Regions from separate parts of the Homo sapiens genome. Here all the other regions are linked to region 3. Evidence: read pairs that join two places in POLR2A ChIA-PET (ENCODE). Cell type or tissue: GM12878. All regions are shown on one strand. Region 1 overlaps UTS2B (urotensin 2B). Region 2 has its middle 180 kb from the start of FGF12-AS1. Region 3 overlaps CCDC50 (coiled-coil domain containing 50).

Region 1 (5,000 bases), 90 kb after region 3:
TCTTCTAGGAGCTCTAGGCACATGATCTGAATCCCAAGCTGTTGCAGATGCGAGTTTTAGCACTTATTTTGCCATTTAATAAAATAACTCTTAATTTTTCAAACCTATGATATCAGTTTCCTTGTCTGCCATTAATGAGTTGCTGATACTGTGTCAGATTTTAGGTATGTTTTACAGCAGCACCCTCACTTCACGTTATCAAACTGTATATTGGGATATGCTTAGCAAGCTGATAAAATAGCCTTTAAATCTCAGTGATGCAACTTTCTATAATTTTGACCGAGTTTACATGAGGTCTTACATATGTTGACCATTTTTCCTTCACTTCATGCATACACTATGTGGAACACGTGGTCTCCAATGTACCTATAGTAGGATAGGAAAGAGATGAAGCAGGTAAATATGCTTTTAACTGCCAGAGCTATGCACATGATCCCAATTTAACTTAATGGGGATGTGGGATCCCTAGGAAATACAGAGAAGTCTTAGGAATAGCTGAAGAGTTGTATTCCTACCACATATTTTGGGTTTGTTATGCCATATTTAATAAATCTTCCAGGAGTAAATTGAGTAGAAGATTAGATGTATGAATCTGAAGTTAGTGAATATGAATCTTATATCTTCAGTCAGCCCAGATTAGAGATATACATTTGGCAGTTATCAGCATTATAAATATTGTTTGGCATTGTGACGAGAGCATCTAAGGAGTGACTCCAAATATAAGGAAAAGATACCTAAAAACTGAGACTCAGATCATTCCAAGGGAAGAAACTGAGCAGATGAGGCAGAGTCAACAAAAGAGGCTGAGTAGGAGTAGGTACAAAGAAGGAGGCAAGAAAGCAACACCCACAAGTCAAGTAAAAAAACTGTTTCTGGGAAAAAGGAGTTTAAGTCTATCCAAAGCTATTGTTACCAAAACACCAGGGGTTCAGTCTAGGTCCTACAGCTCACTGCACAGAAAGCTGATCACTGAGACAAGTATTGCCAAGGAAGAAGGCTTTAATTGGGTGCTGCAGCTGAGGAGATGGAAGCTCAGTCTCAAATCCATCTCTCTAACTCACTAAAACTAGGGTTAATATAGCAGGGAAGAAATGTAACTACGTGTGAGAAAGGCAAGGAAGCAATCATAATGAATGAGTGGTCCAATATCTCATTGTCTGGATGGGGTGATCTGGTGAGTTTCAGTTCTTTGATACCTCTTTTTTTTTTTTTTTTTTTTTTTTTTGAGAGAGTCTCACTCTGTCACCAGGCTGGAGTGCAGTGGTGTGATCTCTGCTCACTGCAACCTCTGCCTCCCGTGTTCAAGCGATTCTTCTGCCTCAGCCACCCAAGTAGCTGGGACTACAGGCATGTGGCCACCACCCTCAGCTAATTTTTGTATTTTTAGTAGAGACAGGATTTCACCATGTTGGTCAGAATGGTCTCGATCTCCTGACCTCATGTCTGCCAGCCTCGTCCTCCCAAAGTGCTGGGATTACAGGCATGAGCCACCACAACTGGCCCTTTGACAGTTTTTTTTGGGAGGCCTAAAGGTCATTTCCTGAGGAAGAAACTCACCTAAAACAAATACAAGCTTTAAGCTTTAACAGCAGAAGGGTCAATTTCTGATTATCCAAAAACAACTCTCTATGGGTCTATGGGGCTGATTTCACTATGATAGATCCAGTAAAATGAGGACTGAGAACTTCCAGTTGAATTCAGCAGAGGAAAGGTCATTAATGGCCTTGCCAAGGATTGTTTGGTGAACTTTTTGTTAAAGAAAACATGACTATAGAACTGGAACCACTGACAATAGAAAATTCTCTTAAAGAATTTTGTGCTAAGGAATAGAAAAAAAATTGGTATATCAGCTAGAATGATTTGAAAGCATAAAAAAAAAACCTTTTTTGTTTATTTTTAAGAAAGTAGATATTACAACATGTTTGTAGGTCAGGTACCAGTGGCTCACACCTGCAATCCCACTACTTTGGGAGGCCAAGGCAGGAGAATCACTTGTGCCCAATCGTCTGAGACCAGCCTGGCCAATATAGGGAGGCTGTGTCTCTACAACAAATTTAAAAAATTAGCCTGGTGTGGTGACCCATGCTAGTAGTCCCAAGTACTCATGAGATTGAGACTGGAGGGTCCCTTGAGCCAAGGAGTTCGAGGTTGCAGTGAGCTATGGTTGTGCCACTGCACTCCAGCTTCGGTGACAAAGCTGAACATAATCCACGTTATACATGAAGTGCAGTGCTGTTGCCATAACTAGAGACTAACCACTGTGAATAACAATATATGAGGATGAAATAGACCCAGAAATCCAGCTTAAGACAGTAAAAACTTACGCTTACTGTGAAATATTGTACCTTTCTTTAATCTTTTAATATATTGTTGATAGACATCTGCTACAAATATAGCTGTCCAACTCCTAGCATCATGCTAAAAACGGAGAATACAAGAGTTAACAAGACAGCCATTAAGTGACACCAGAAAGCTGGTTGGGGTTTTACTTTATGTAAATGATGAATGGTGTACGCTATAAACATTGGGGAATTGGCTCTGCCACCAGTATGACTCATGACAGTTCCCTTTGACCACATCCAAAAAATTCTCCAAACTATATTCCATTGTATATTTAATTGAGCTGTTCATGTGGTATAAGTCTTGGCTAAGTGTAAGTTTATATTCTTCTGCCAGACTCAGATATTCAAAGACATCTGAAAAGACAGAGAGGTCAGTGATGATAACTTTCCAAAGCATACTATAAAAAGAAGATTGGCCAGGCATGGTGGCATGCACCTGTAGTCCCAGCTACTCAGGAGGCTGAGGTTAGAGAATCACTTGAAGCTGTAGCACTCTATGATCATGCCTGTGAATAGCCACTGTGGTCCAGGCTGGGGAATATAGTGAGAAGCCTCATCTTTTAAAAAGAAAAAAAAAAAAAACCTGAAAAAAAAGAAGAAGGTGAGATTAGTGGGTGAAGCGCCTCACTTCAATGTCTGAAAATAGACTTCTGCTTTCGCAGGGTTTGAATGTGGCTTCTAAGGGAAACTGTGGCTCTTGAAGAAATGAAAAATAGGCTCTGAGTGATATCATAAAACTCTGTTTATATGTGGTGATAAGCACAGGGGCTACGGTGTATTTGGGGAGGAAAACCTGGGCAAGCACATAGAAATTTATCATTCATTTCAATGAGGGATTATATGTTTTTCAACTCTTTTTCACTGTAAATACCACTGATCAACAATGAATCAAAGGCCCTTCTCCCAAGGGGCTTAGTTTTATAAGCTAGTTAAATAAAAGGAAATTAGAGAAACTGATAATTAGCTAGATGCAACTACTGTAAGTCAGGTGATTGGTAACAACCTACAGAAGATTTAAAATGATTCATTTATATATTTGAAGATTGAAATGCTAATATATTTGGTTTGATTTCTCTGAAGAATCATTTTATGATCAGAATGGGAGGACTAAATGTGATGACAAATGAAGTTATTTAAATATCATTTTGTGGTCTGCAAAGTGACCTTTAAACTGTCTTCCTTCCTCTTCACTCAACAGATAGATTCTCATTAGCACTGCTTTTTTACTTATGTGACTTTCTTTTTGGTATATCAGTTACCTCAAGTGTAAAATAGAGGGATGAATCTCATAGGGCAGTCTATTGAATTCTCTAGACTGTATTATATGTATTATAATTTATAACAGTGTTGTCCAATAGAATTTTCTGTGATGGGAACATTCTCTAGTTTGTACTGTCCATTGTGGTAGTCACTGGCTACAAGTGCTATTGAGCAGTTGAAATGTGACTAGTATGATGGAGATGCTGAATTTTTAATTTAATTGTGATTAACTTAAAGATCCACATGAGGCTAGTAGCTACAATATTGACTGTCCCTTTTAAAAACTTAACTCTCGCATTCAGGCACACATAAGCTATTGATTCAAGAGCAAGTTTTATCAAATATACTTCTAATAAAAAATGTATTTTGTTTTCTTCTTTAGCTTGCTTTTGGAAATACTGTGTTTAAAGCTTTTTCTCTGGATGCAAAAAAAGATAAGAATATCAGGAAAATATATGTATCTACTCACTCTGCTGTAGGCAGACCCCCTGAAACTATTGCTGTGGAATAAAAGATGAAATGCTCCTGATTATTGTAAATACAAAATTGCATGCGGGATTGTGTAAAGACAATGCCAGGTTGGACTGCCAGAATGAGCCAACAGCACTTGCTTCCCCCTGTAGAGAGCCTATGAATGGACGTGCAGTCAGGGAGGTTTCATATCACCAAGATTCCTATCCCAGAAAAGCAGATGTTCATAGCTCTGGGAATGGAATGCGCCCCTCGTGGAGAGCCTATAAACGGATGCATGGAAGGCGCCTGTCCATATGGATAAGATAGGGTTGTAAACGTCCTCATCTTGCCATGGCTCTTCTAGGCCTCTTTAGGGTTAAGGCATATTTCCTTCTGAGAATTTCTGGTCTAAGCGGTTGTCTAGCTTCATGTCCTGTTTCCATGGATTGTTTGTAACCAGCTTTTGTTACAATTGTTACTGCTGATTAATATCTTGCTAATCATAGGTTATGGAAAGATTGTGTTTCTGTTTTAAGGCTCTGTTAGAAATTACACACACAGTATATTGTAAATTCTTATCTCTGTATACTGTACTTCTACATACAAATGTACTGTACTTCTACATACAAATGTTATGTTAAAGAATTACTTCATCCCCATGTGACCATCTCACCTCATAATCAAATGACCCTAAATCCCTCATTAACCTACCCCTGCCCTTGCTAAACTTAATAATAAATGCTGGTATATCCAGTGCATTGTTGGCACCATGGGACCAGAAGGTGGTGACCCCCCTGGACCCAGCTTTCACTATCTTGTGTGTGTCTGTTATTTCTCAACCTGCTGATCCGCCTGGGAACAAAGAGCCCCGTTGCATTGCGGGCTACTGGCCAGATCCCGCAATACTCTGCTATTTAAAATTGTAGCTGTTTCAATCATAAAGAA
Region 2 (5,000 bases), 700 kb before region 3:
AGTTCAGCTAAGAGCCAGGTCCTTATCACACGCCACAAAAAATTAGCCTTGCAGACCATTTGAAAGGCGAGAATAATGGGATTTACTGGGAAAAAAGGATAAAAGGGAAACAGCGACTCTCCACAAAGCCAGAACCCCTGGTGGTGCGCTTCTCGCCTCGCAGTTTTAAAATCCCGGGTTCTACACAGGAAGAGGAAGGGCCAGGCTCCTCTCTGCTGGAAACGGTACGAACTTCCGTGGCTCCACCCCAGGGCGCACTCCTCCCAGTGCACCGGCGGGTTGCAGTTCTGCCAGGAAGCCCTTCCCACCCGGCTGTCTCATTGTCATTTGCGTATTTTTTCTATTTATGTCAAACTCAGCCTAACAGACTGCGTCTACTTCCTCACTACCTAGCCACTTTTTTCGCCTCAACATTTTTAAGCATTTACTCAGTTCAAAGAGCCACTAGTTCTACCAGATTTGTTATGACAAAAAATGATTCACAGACCCTTTTTCCTTATTTCCTCTTTTCCAGAGACAATCACTTTCAATTACTCTTTATGTACGTACGTTAGTATCTCTAAATAACATGGCTTGTTTTTTTTTTTTTTTTTGAGTCTGAGTTTTGCTCTGTAACCCAGACTGGAGTGCAGTGGTGCCATCTTGGCTCCCTGCAACCTCCATCTCCCAGGTTCAGGCGATTCTCCTGCCTCAGCCTTCTCGGTAGCTGGAATTACAGGCGCCCACCACCATGCCCGGCTAATTTCTGTATTTTAGCAGAGACGGGGATTTCACCATGTTGGCCAGGCTGATCTTGAACTCCTGACCTCAAGTGATCCACCAGCCTTGGCCTCCCAAAGTGTTGGGATTACAGGCGTGAGCCACTGCGCGTGGCCCACTATTTTCTTATTTCCCACTATATATATATATATATATGTATGTGTGTGTGTGTGTGTGTGTGTATGTATGTATATACATATGTGTGTATATGTATGTATATACATATATGTGTGTATATGTATGTGTGTGTGTGTGTGTGTGTGTGTGTGTGTGTGTATATATTTTTTTTTTTTTTTCAGATTTGGCACTATTGACTACCCACTATGACAGATGAGAATTTAGGTTCTTCCCACTCCACATCTCCAAAGATGTGTGCAAACTTCCATCTTATTCTTCCAAAAGATATTTATTATTATTTTGGTTAGAACAATATTCAGTCTTGGAAATTTTTCTTGAGTGAGCCCACTGCTTTTTCCCTCTGCTTTCTTCATCTTTTTGGATTACCTTTTTAAAGATGTTTTCAACTTTATCCTCTGAAAGTTATATTGAGTTTTACTCTTTTCCCTCAAGCTTTAAATTTTATAAGATATCTTTTTGTTTCATGAGTAGTTCTTTTCCATAATACCGAAAGTTGTTTAATGAATGGAATATAATATCTTATTTCTTTGAAAATATTAGTAATACTTTTAAAAAATATCTTTTCATTTGCATAGTCTCAACTTTCTGCAAGTTGTTTTCTTCTGTCTATGGCTTTGGACTCCCTCTTCCATGTTAGTGGCTTTCCATACTTACCTAGTGATCCTGGCTGTCTCTTCATATTTGAGAGTGTTGTGGGCTAAAAGGCTAACTAGAAACTCTGAGTAAGTGGATGAGTCTCACTGACGCATCATTTCACCGTGACAAGATTGGGCTAAGTCATCTGTTAGAGAAGACGTGAAGTCCAAATATTTAGGCTTTTATTTTATTGGAAGTCAGACTTCATAAGAACCTTCTGATCTGTAGTCTGGAGGGTCAAGGCCTAGCTGCTGATATTTTGTGAGTGGGAAAAGAAGGCTGAGAGATCAGCATTTTATATGCATCAATTTCTTTGGTCTCTCTGTTCGCATAAATGATACCAGCCCTAGACCATCCCTATAGTCCAATAGTCCAGAGACCCTCTGCTGTCAACTTGGTTAAGCTGAGAAATATGTTTTCTAGACTCTCTTTTCCTGTATTCTTCTATGTTAGAGTGGCCAAAAAATAAAAAAAAAACTTTAATAAGATTCAGAAGAAAGAAGTGAAGCATCACTCAATACACTGTGAAGCTCTTTTCATGGTCAAATAGGTCAGACACACAATAAGGGTTTGTCAGGTTCCCACTTGTCCTCCCTCTCCTGAACTTCACATTCAGTGTTTCTTGCAAAGTGTTTGCCATGCTGACAACAGGGGCCTCAGGCCCACAGTTAGATGCTTTGCTGAAGATCTATAGGCATAAGAGCTACCTAGAAGCAATAGTACCCCCTAGACCTTTCCGTGAGCTTCCTCTCTGCAGCCCCAATTCACTGTTGGACATGTGTGGCTTCTTGGATTGAATGGGTGGTTATTTCTCTGATTCTCCAGTGTCTTCTACAACTATGTAAATTCTAGTTGCCATGACACACACCTAATTACATAACACTCATAGTCACCCTGCTTCTCTGTCTGAACCTTGATAGATTCTCAGCTTTAATCTCTTCAGAGGATAAACCTGCCATCATCTGCTCAGACGTGTGCTAAAACAGAAGAGGTCTTTGCAAGAAATTTTAGAAAGAGTTGGTTTCCTAGGTGGAACTCATGTGATTAGAAAGGAGATCACTTCTCTAAACACACACACACACACACACACACACACACACACACACACACACACCCCACTCCACTTCACCAAATACTCCCAGAGTTATCTAGTGCTATTGGTTCCTCAAGTCGGTTCCTAGCTTTTCCCATTGCAGTCTTAGGGTATGGCTTTCTCTCTGCTGCTACATCAGTTATCTTTATTCCATCTATGTTCTAGCATTCAAAATTTTTAGTTTATTGATTTCCCTGCTCCTAATCCCCCCATATTTGTAGATTTATGCCTTAAATATTACTTGATATTTCAGTGGGATTTCAGTTTTATTGGGATTTCACCAGGAAGTAAACTCAGAAAAATTTAGTTAATTTACCATATTTCCTGAATCACCCCATTTTCTTTCAAAATTTATGGCCTGGCTACTGGCTGTCAACCCTACTGCTGTTCCTTTTTTATGAATAACCTAATTGTCACATCAAAGGGCCTGCTTTTTGAGTCCTTGTTGTCCTTATTTTTCCTTCAGTATTTGACAATACTGACCTTCCTTCTCCTGTATTTCCTCTTCTCCCTCCTTCTTTCCCTCTCTGTCTCTCCCTCCCTCTCTCCTTTTTTCCTTGTATACTGTCTCTACTATCACTAACATTTCTGGAGTATTCATTTTATGCCAGCTTTTCTGTTAGGCATCACCTTTCCTCTTCAGAGGATGCCAGAAACTTAAACCAAAAGACTGGGTAGCAGAAAAACCTGTAAATTATATTGTGCCTTCATTGATAGCATGTGAATAATTCCTCCCACTCAGTGAGGAAATTACAGGTTGTAAATTACCTCATGCTACCAGGATTTAAAACAGACAGCAAATCAGTCTGCATGACTGCTTCCTTCTAAGGCGGCCTGGCTGTCCATTATTTTAGGGTTTACACTCCTCTGCAGGACATCTGGTTAATAGAATGTGGGCTTTGGCTCTGCTAGACTAAGCACTGAACAGGGACTCCAGTGAGGACATGGGGAAAGGTCCTTTTCCAATACACTGGAGACGAGTGTTCAGTCTGAGGGAGGAGCTGGCCTTCTGCTTTTGTCAGAAATCCTGAAGTGGAAGTCAAATAGAGCAACCGAGAGAGTAACCACCACCTGTTGTCACTGTGGAACTCTTAAGGAGAAAGAACATGGTTTTCTGCAAACAAAAATCCTGGTCCCTTTTTATAGGGCAAATGCAGAGTATTTCCTTCAGATTCATTTTAATTAAAAAAAAAAAAAAAGCTTAGCTAGAGAAGCAAAGAGTATTTCTCAAAAGGGCTTAGAGAAAATGAAAAAGAATTAATTATTGGTGCTTTAAAAGAGAAGAAAGACTGAGAAAATTCAAACAGCAGCAGCAGCCACCATTTTAACTACAAATATCAATGCAGCAGGCTACTCAAAGTTCTCTATGTGGTAGGACAATGAGACTAATTAGTAAGAGGCTAATCTCCTGTTTCATCTTCACTAATTGTTATTTCACTTTTGATCCTCCTTGCTCTGATTTGGGTAATATCCACATAAAGAACCTGAATTTTCCAGAAATAAATAAAAAAATAGATGAAATAATAACCTCTAATAGTTTGGGAAAACAATACTGCTAAGAGAAGATAGGACAATTCTCCATTTCTTTTATAGATGTTTCAGAACTAGAGTTGAATATAGTCATTCCTCATTATTCCTGGATTCCATATTTGCAAAATTGTCTACTTGCTAATATTTATTTGTAACCCCCAAGTCAATATTTGTGCCACTTTCCCAGTCATTTATGGACATGTACAGAACACCAAAATGTCGAGTCACCCCAGGTACAGGTAACTAGCTGAGAGTGAACAAGAGGATACTCTACCTTCTTGTTTCAGCTCTCATACTGTAAACAAGTGTACTTTCTGTGGTCTATTCAGTACCACGTATTTCTCATTTTTGTTCTTTTTCTTCATGTTTTCACTGGCTCCTGAGTGTAGCGCTGAAGTATTGTCTAGTGTTCCTAAGGGCGAGAAGGATGTGATGTACCCTACGAAGAACAAACGTGTTAGATAAGCTTAATTCAAGCATGAGTTATACTGCTGTTAACCATGAGTTCAACATTATTGAATCAGCAATATATACTAAATAAGGTGTCTTCGAACAGAAACAAATATAAAACAAGGTTATGTGTTTATTAACAAAAATGCTGTGACCAGAGGCTCACAAAAACTTAACTCCATATTTTCCCTAGGAGCAATGGTTTAATATTTACTAATTCAGTGTTTGCTGCAACTTTGTAGAACAGAACTACTGGGAATAATGAGAACTGACTACATGTGTATAAATAGAGGGAGGTCAAAAACTAATTTGAAGCCCATAATATCTGTACTACATCAAGCACATTTACCTGTTTTGTATGAGTTTACATTTCGTTCTAAAATTTCTGAGTTCC
Region 3 (5,000 bases):
AAAAAGAGAAAGAACGAGAGCAATGCCTGCTCCTGGCCTCTCCCAAGGACTACTCCCTGGCTCCTGTGCAGGCCCCACTCAAAAGTCTGCTCTCTCTAATGCTGCAAGAACAACCCAGGGACAGACACCTTGTAGTAAGCTGAATAGTGTGCCCTCTCTAAATTCATTTCTATCCAAACCTCAAAATGTGACCTTATTTGGAAACAGTCTTTGCAGATGTAATTAGTTAAGCTGAGGTCATACTGGATTAGGGTGAGTCCTCAATTCAATGACTGATGTCCTTGCAGGAAGACAAGAAGACACAAAGATACAGACAGAGAATAAAGCCATGTGACAATGGAGGCAGAGACTGAAGTGATGCAGATACAAGCCAAGGAATGCCAAAGATTGCCAGGAGTCAGGAGCTAGGAAGAGGCAAGGAAGGATCCTTCCCAAGAGGTAGCGTGACCCTGCCAACACTTCAGATTTTAGACTTCTAGCCTCCAGAACTCTAAGACAATAAATTTCTGTTAAGCCAAGTTTGCAGAGTAATTTGTAACGGCAGTCATAGGAAACTAACTCACATCATATGTGAAATTATCCATTATCTCTCAAGACTTTTACCATTTACATAATCAAGAGGCTATAAATCATGGTCCACAGAGGAAAATGCAGCCCAAATAAGAGGCATTCTGCTTCCCATTCAGAAACCCTTCATTGAGCCCGTGACCTACAGAAAGTTTTTGCTCTAAAGCTGAGCACCCCTTTCTCCATGAGGGAGAGGGGCAGTAACTAAGTTATACCTCATCCTTCTTCTCCTGAATGCGTCGTCTCTCTGCCTCAATAGCCAGCTTCTCCTGAATTTCCTGAGCAATTTCACAGTCTTGTTGTTCACTAAAAAGCAAAGGTGAAAACATGAATAAGGAAAATAAAAAATAATGTATTTCCTAAAAGTAATAAATACAATTTATTGAATACTCACTATATGAGAAGTACATTATTTTTCTCACTTTATCTTCAAGATAAAGATGCAAAGAGGCTGACACGGTCACATTTACAGATGAGAAAACTAAGGTCCAGGGAAGTTGCATCATTTTCTCAAGATCACAACGAAAATATGTGGTAGAACTGGAATCTGATCATCACACCCAACAATGGAAAACTCCACACCTCTTCTATACCACCTATCACTTCACCCCACTGGGGCCTGTTTGACGGTCCTGCCTCTACCACTAATAACCACAAATCATTCTCTGTCATGCCATGTTATAAGCTATAAAAAAGTGTACACTTAGTAACTTCACATTACAGGTCTAATATCATAGTATTCTTATCTATTCAAACCAAAGAAATGAAAATAAACAAAAATCTACTCAGACCAATTGCTATTTATATTTCTTCTTTTCCTTCACTCATTGTAATAATTAAGAATCATACACAAAATCACGGACTTAGTTTTCAAAAGCCTCTGTCTTCATTCAAGCCTCTACCTGAACCTCCCAAATTAATGTAAAATCTGTATAGAATTAATTGACTAATAACTACATTGGATGTGATAATAAGTGGGAAGAAAGTAGAAGCACCGTAGAGAAGGCAAACCCAAATGAAGTGTTAAAGGTCACAAGTGACACAGAAGATGTATCTCCTGGTACAGAAAATAAATAAGTGAAGCTTCATCTGAGTTTAATGATTTCAAACCATATTTCCAAGAAGTACCATCTCTGGTTCAGTCAGCTAATTATACAGACTCCTGGGAAAGCGAAACTGAGAAAGCAGTAGTAAACAAGCGGTAATCCTGACTTACGGCAGCCCGGGTATCCAGACTGAATAAAAGGTTCCAGTTCAATGAAAACTGCAGCATTTCATCCTTCCCAAGATGTACAGCTATTAAAATTGCCAGGGAGTGAACTGAAAGACTTCCCTTCTAGCTTACTTATTTCATCCAGGAACAATTTCAAAACCTTGAAGTCTCAGGCAGAAATATAATACCCGGTTCTTCTCTCCTTTAGGACCTATAAAATATCACTCTCTACTCCTGATTTATATTTGAGTGGTTTGTCTTGATAATTTCTGAAAAAGCTCATTATACTGTTATTAACCTAATTCAGGATTTTAAACATCTGCATCAACCTCAGAACTGGCCTTTCTAACAGAGAATTGTGAATAATGTAAAGGGCAATGAATTTAGAACTCTAGAACATTCTAGCTTTGGTTCTCACCTTAACCTGTGACACTGAGCCTCATAACATCTCAAATATCTCTCCTCCTCTTTACATCTCCATTACCATGACCTTCAATTTAGGCCTCATCATCTCCTTCCTCTCTGTCACCACTGTCCTCATTCAAGCCTCACCATCTCTTAATTTGACCATTGCTCAACAGCTGCCTTCAAATCTTGCCCACTCCAAGCCTTTACCCACCTAGTCTACAGAATAGATCCCAAAATGAAAATCTGAAACTACTTCAAAGGTTCTCCATTCCTTATAATTTAAAATCTACAAAACCTGAAATCTTTAACATAACTTATCGTGACCCTTTTGATCCAGCTTTTGACTACTTTCCTGGCCTCACTTCCTACTTCTGCCTGTAAATACACTCTCCACTCCAGCAACACTGAACTTCTTGCAGCTAACGTGAGATTGATTCCAAGTCCTCTTACCTCCTGCCCTTATGCATGCTGCTCCTTCTGGCTAGAATGGTTTTCCCCATCACTATAAACTTCTAATTAACCTTCAAGTTTCAGATTAAACACATCGTCTTGTGAAGCTTTTCCCAGTCTCTTCTCTCTAAATAGGCCTGAAATTTACATTTCAATTCTCTGTGACTCATGCACGTATCTCTAGATACACAATGCTCAAGGTGTTTTCCTGAGGCCCTTAAAGGCAACAGCTGTCTTATTCATATCTCTGGTCTCCTTTCATGGTGCCAGATTTAGCATGAATCAATAAAAGTGTTTATTTACAAAATAAGGGAAGCTTAACAAAATGATTAATAAAGTCCTCTCTACAAATAATAAACAGAAAGACAAACCCTTCCTATAAGTTAGCAAAAATGACTGGCTTTCCTTTTTACCTGAATATGACACTGAAGTAAATTAAGGGGTTCCTTCCATTTTTCCTTTACCCCTTCCTCCTCAACACAGTATCTGTGGTTAAATCTACCCACATTAAAGATTTAGGATGTAAGAGCCACTCTCAAAGAAGAAATGTATCCTGGGAGCTTTATAACACTGAAACAGAATAAAAGTCACTGTGCCAAAAGAAACCTGAGAAATAATCATTTCCGTTTATCTGTGTGTTAAAGGAGGCTACTAGAGAGAACTTTTGTCAGACACTGAAGTTATGAAAAAAACTGAGTCTACACTTCAGAGCTTTTCAGAACATTCTGCTATGTACTGAAAAGCAAGGAAAGTAAGAGCGGCAAACACAGCTAGAACATAGTAAAGGAACCAATACAACCCATAAAGTTATTTGATGTCCACTATTTCACTGGATCCCCCAAAGAAACTATGAGGCAGAGGGGACAGAGATTATTATCCGCATGTTATGGGTAAGGAAAATAAATTCAGAGAAGTTGACTAACTGGCCCAAGGTCATAACAGCTAAAAAATGTTAAAATTCACACCATCATCAACATGTCCTTAAACCTGGTCAAGTGCTCCAACAAAAACAAAACATTTTCAAATCAAAAAAACTGTTAGACATCCAGGGTAAGATTTGTAATCTAACAGTAGAAGGAATCAGAGGAACAGAAGTAGTCTCCTTCTCCCCTGCCCTGGTTGCTAGCTCCACAGAGAAAACCAGTCTTGCATCACCCCTCCCACCTCCCAAATCCTCACAGGTCTTTGTAGCGCTTCTGGAGCTGGGCCTGCGCTTTCAGATCTTCCTCTTGGAGCTGCTTAGCCACCTGGAGATCATGCTGGACCAAACGGTTCCGCTGAACGTTCGATGCCAAATGATGCTCAACTGGAACAAAAAGATTGAGGACAGGAATGAATAATGTCTTGGTTTGTTAGTAATAAATGCCATAATAATCTTAAGAGCTTTACCATAACAACAGCTTTGCATCCATCACTTCATTTTATTGTCTCAACAACAATATATAATAAAGAGCAAGGAATTATTATCCCCACTTTTCCATTAAGTAAAAAGAGGATCAAAAAGATTAAATAATTTGCCTTTGGTCACACGGCAACAAAGTGGCAGTGCCAGGACATCTACACAAATATTCTAAAGCCAGGGCCAATGCTCTTTCTACTACTACATGTTGTCACTCTATTTATTAACCGCATTTTTCAAAATGTCAATTTTATATTGATATGTGAATTCACAAATCATATATTCACAAGTATGTACTTTAATATAACATGCATAGCTTAGATTTACTTTTCATCACCACATGGAAAAAAAGATTCAGAAAAATTCACAATGTGATCTCATTTATACCACAGTTGCCTGGGAAAACTGTTCAAGTCCCTATCCTAGGAGCAAGAATAGATTCCTTCTACGCACCCCAGATAAATCTACAACCATTGTGTCCCTCCTACAACAAGAGGCTAGGAAAAAGGTTCAAACCTCTCTTTTTCCTCCTACAGACGCAGCAGTCTACTAATTCCTGGCAGCCTATCTTACTTAACATGCCCGAAACTTCACTGATCACCCAGGCATCATTTGCCTAAAGAAATCCTTCAGGATGTATGGATGGTGAAGCCAAGTGACTGTGCTCTCTCCCCACCTAAGCCCTAAGAAACCAGCCTCAAGCTACCACTAAAAAAAGAAAACTGAAGGAGCATAAATGAGAGGTATTACTCACTCTCTTGTTCCTGCAGGCTGTGAGCCAGGGTGTGGTCCTCCAGGACAGCAAAATCTCGGCATACTAGAGTAGATGGAGGAAAAACAGACAGGAAGGCTCATTAGTAATACTTTAACATACAAAGGAAAGGATTTTTTTTTTTTACTTTAAAAAAAATCAATTCTAATATTTCAGAATGACACACTTTATAATTCTCAATGCATAAAATA

What was found. Peaks named below come from ENCODE experiments on the same cell type or tissue, not always from the same donor. Only the 100,000 strongest peaks of a DNase experiment are listed, where the experiment ranks them.
Region 1: POLR2A ChIA-PET joins it to region 3 with 6 read pairs; 2 of 35 experiments call an interaction of 5 or more read pairs at or near these places.
Region 2: POLR2A ChIA-PET joins it to region 3 with 5 read pairs; 1 of 35 experiments calls an interaction of 5 or more read pairs at or near these places.

The regions. Positions count from the first base shown.
Region 1 is chr3:191,267,426-191,272,425 of GRCh38, reverse strand. It overlaps UTS2B (urotensin 2B), which reads left to right. Exons shown (of 9, transcript NM_198152.5): 9 at 3,985-5,000. The coding sequence ends at 4,010. Among named protein-coding and RNA genes, the nearest start is that of OSTN-AS1, 35 kb to the right of the region's middle. RefSeq lists an enhancer at 3,034-3,143. In GM12878, no CTCF peak of the experiment used is centred here; DNase peaks (open chromatin) are centred at 2,496 and 2,955; H3K27ac peaks cover 1,334 bases.
Region 2 is chr3:192,059,021-192,064,020 of GRCh38, reverse strand. No RefSeq gene overlaps it. Among named protein-coding and RNA genes, the nearest start is that of FGF12-AS1, 180 kb to the left of the region's middle. In GM12878, no CTCF peak of the experiment used is centred here; a DNase peak (open chromatin) is centred at 320; H3K27ac peaks cover 240 bases.
Region 3 is chr3:191,356,942-191,361,941 of GRCh38, reverse strand. It overlaps CCDC50 (coiled-coil domain containing 50), which reads right to left. Exons shown (of 12, transcript NM_178335.3): 2 at 4,792-4,854; 3 at 3,818-3,944; 4 at 783-873. Among named protein-coding and RNA genes, the nearest start is that of UTS2B, 29 kb to the right of the region's middle. In GM12878, no CTCF peak of the experiment used is centred here; no DNase peak of the experiment used is centred here; H3K27ac peaks cover 770 bases.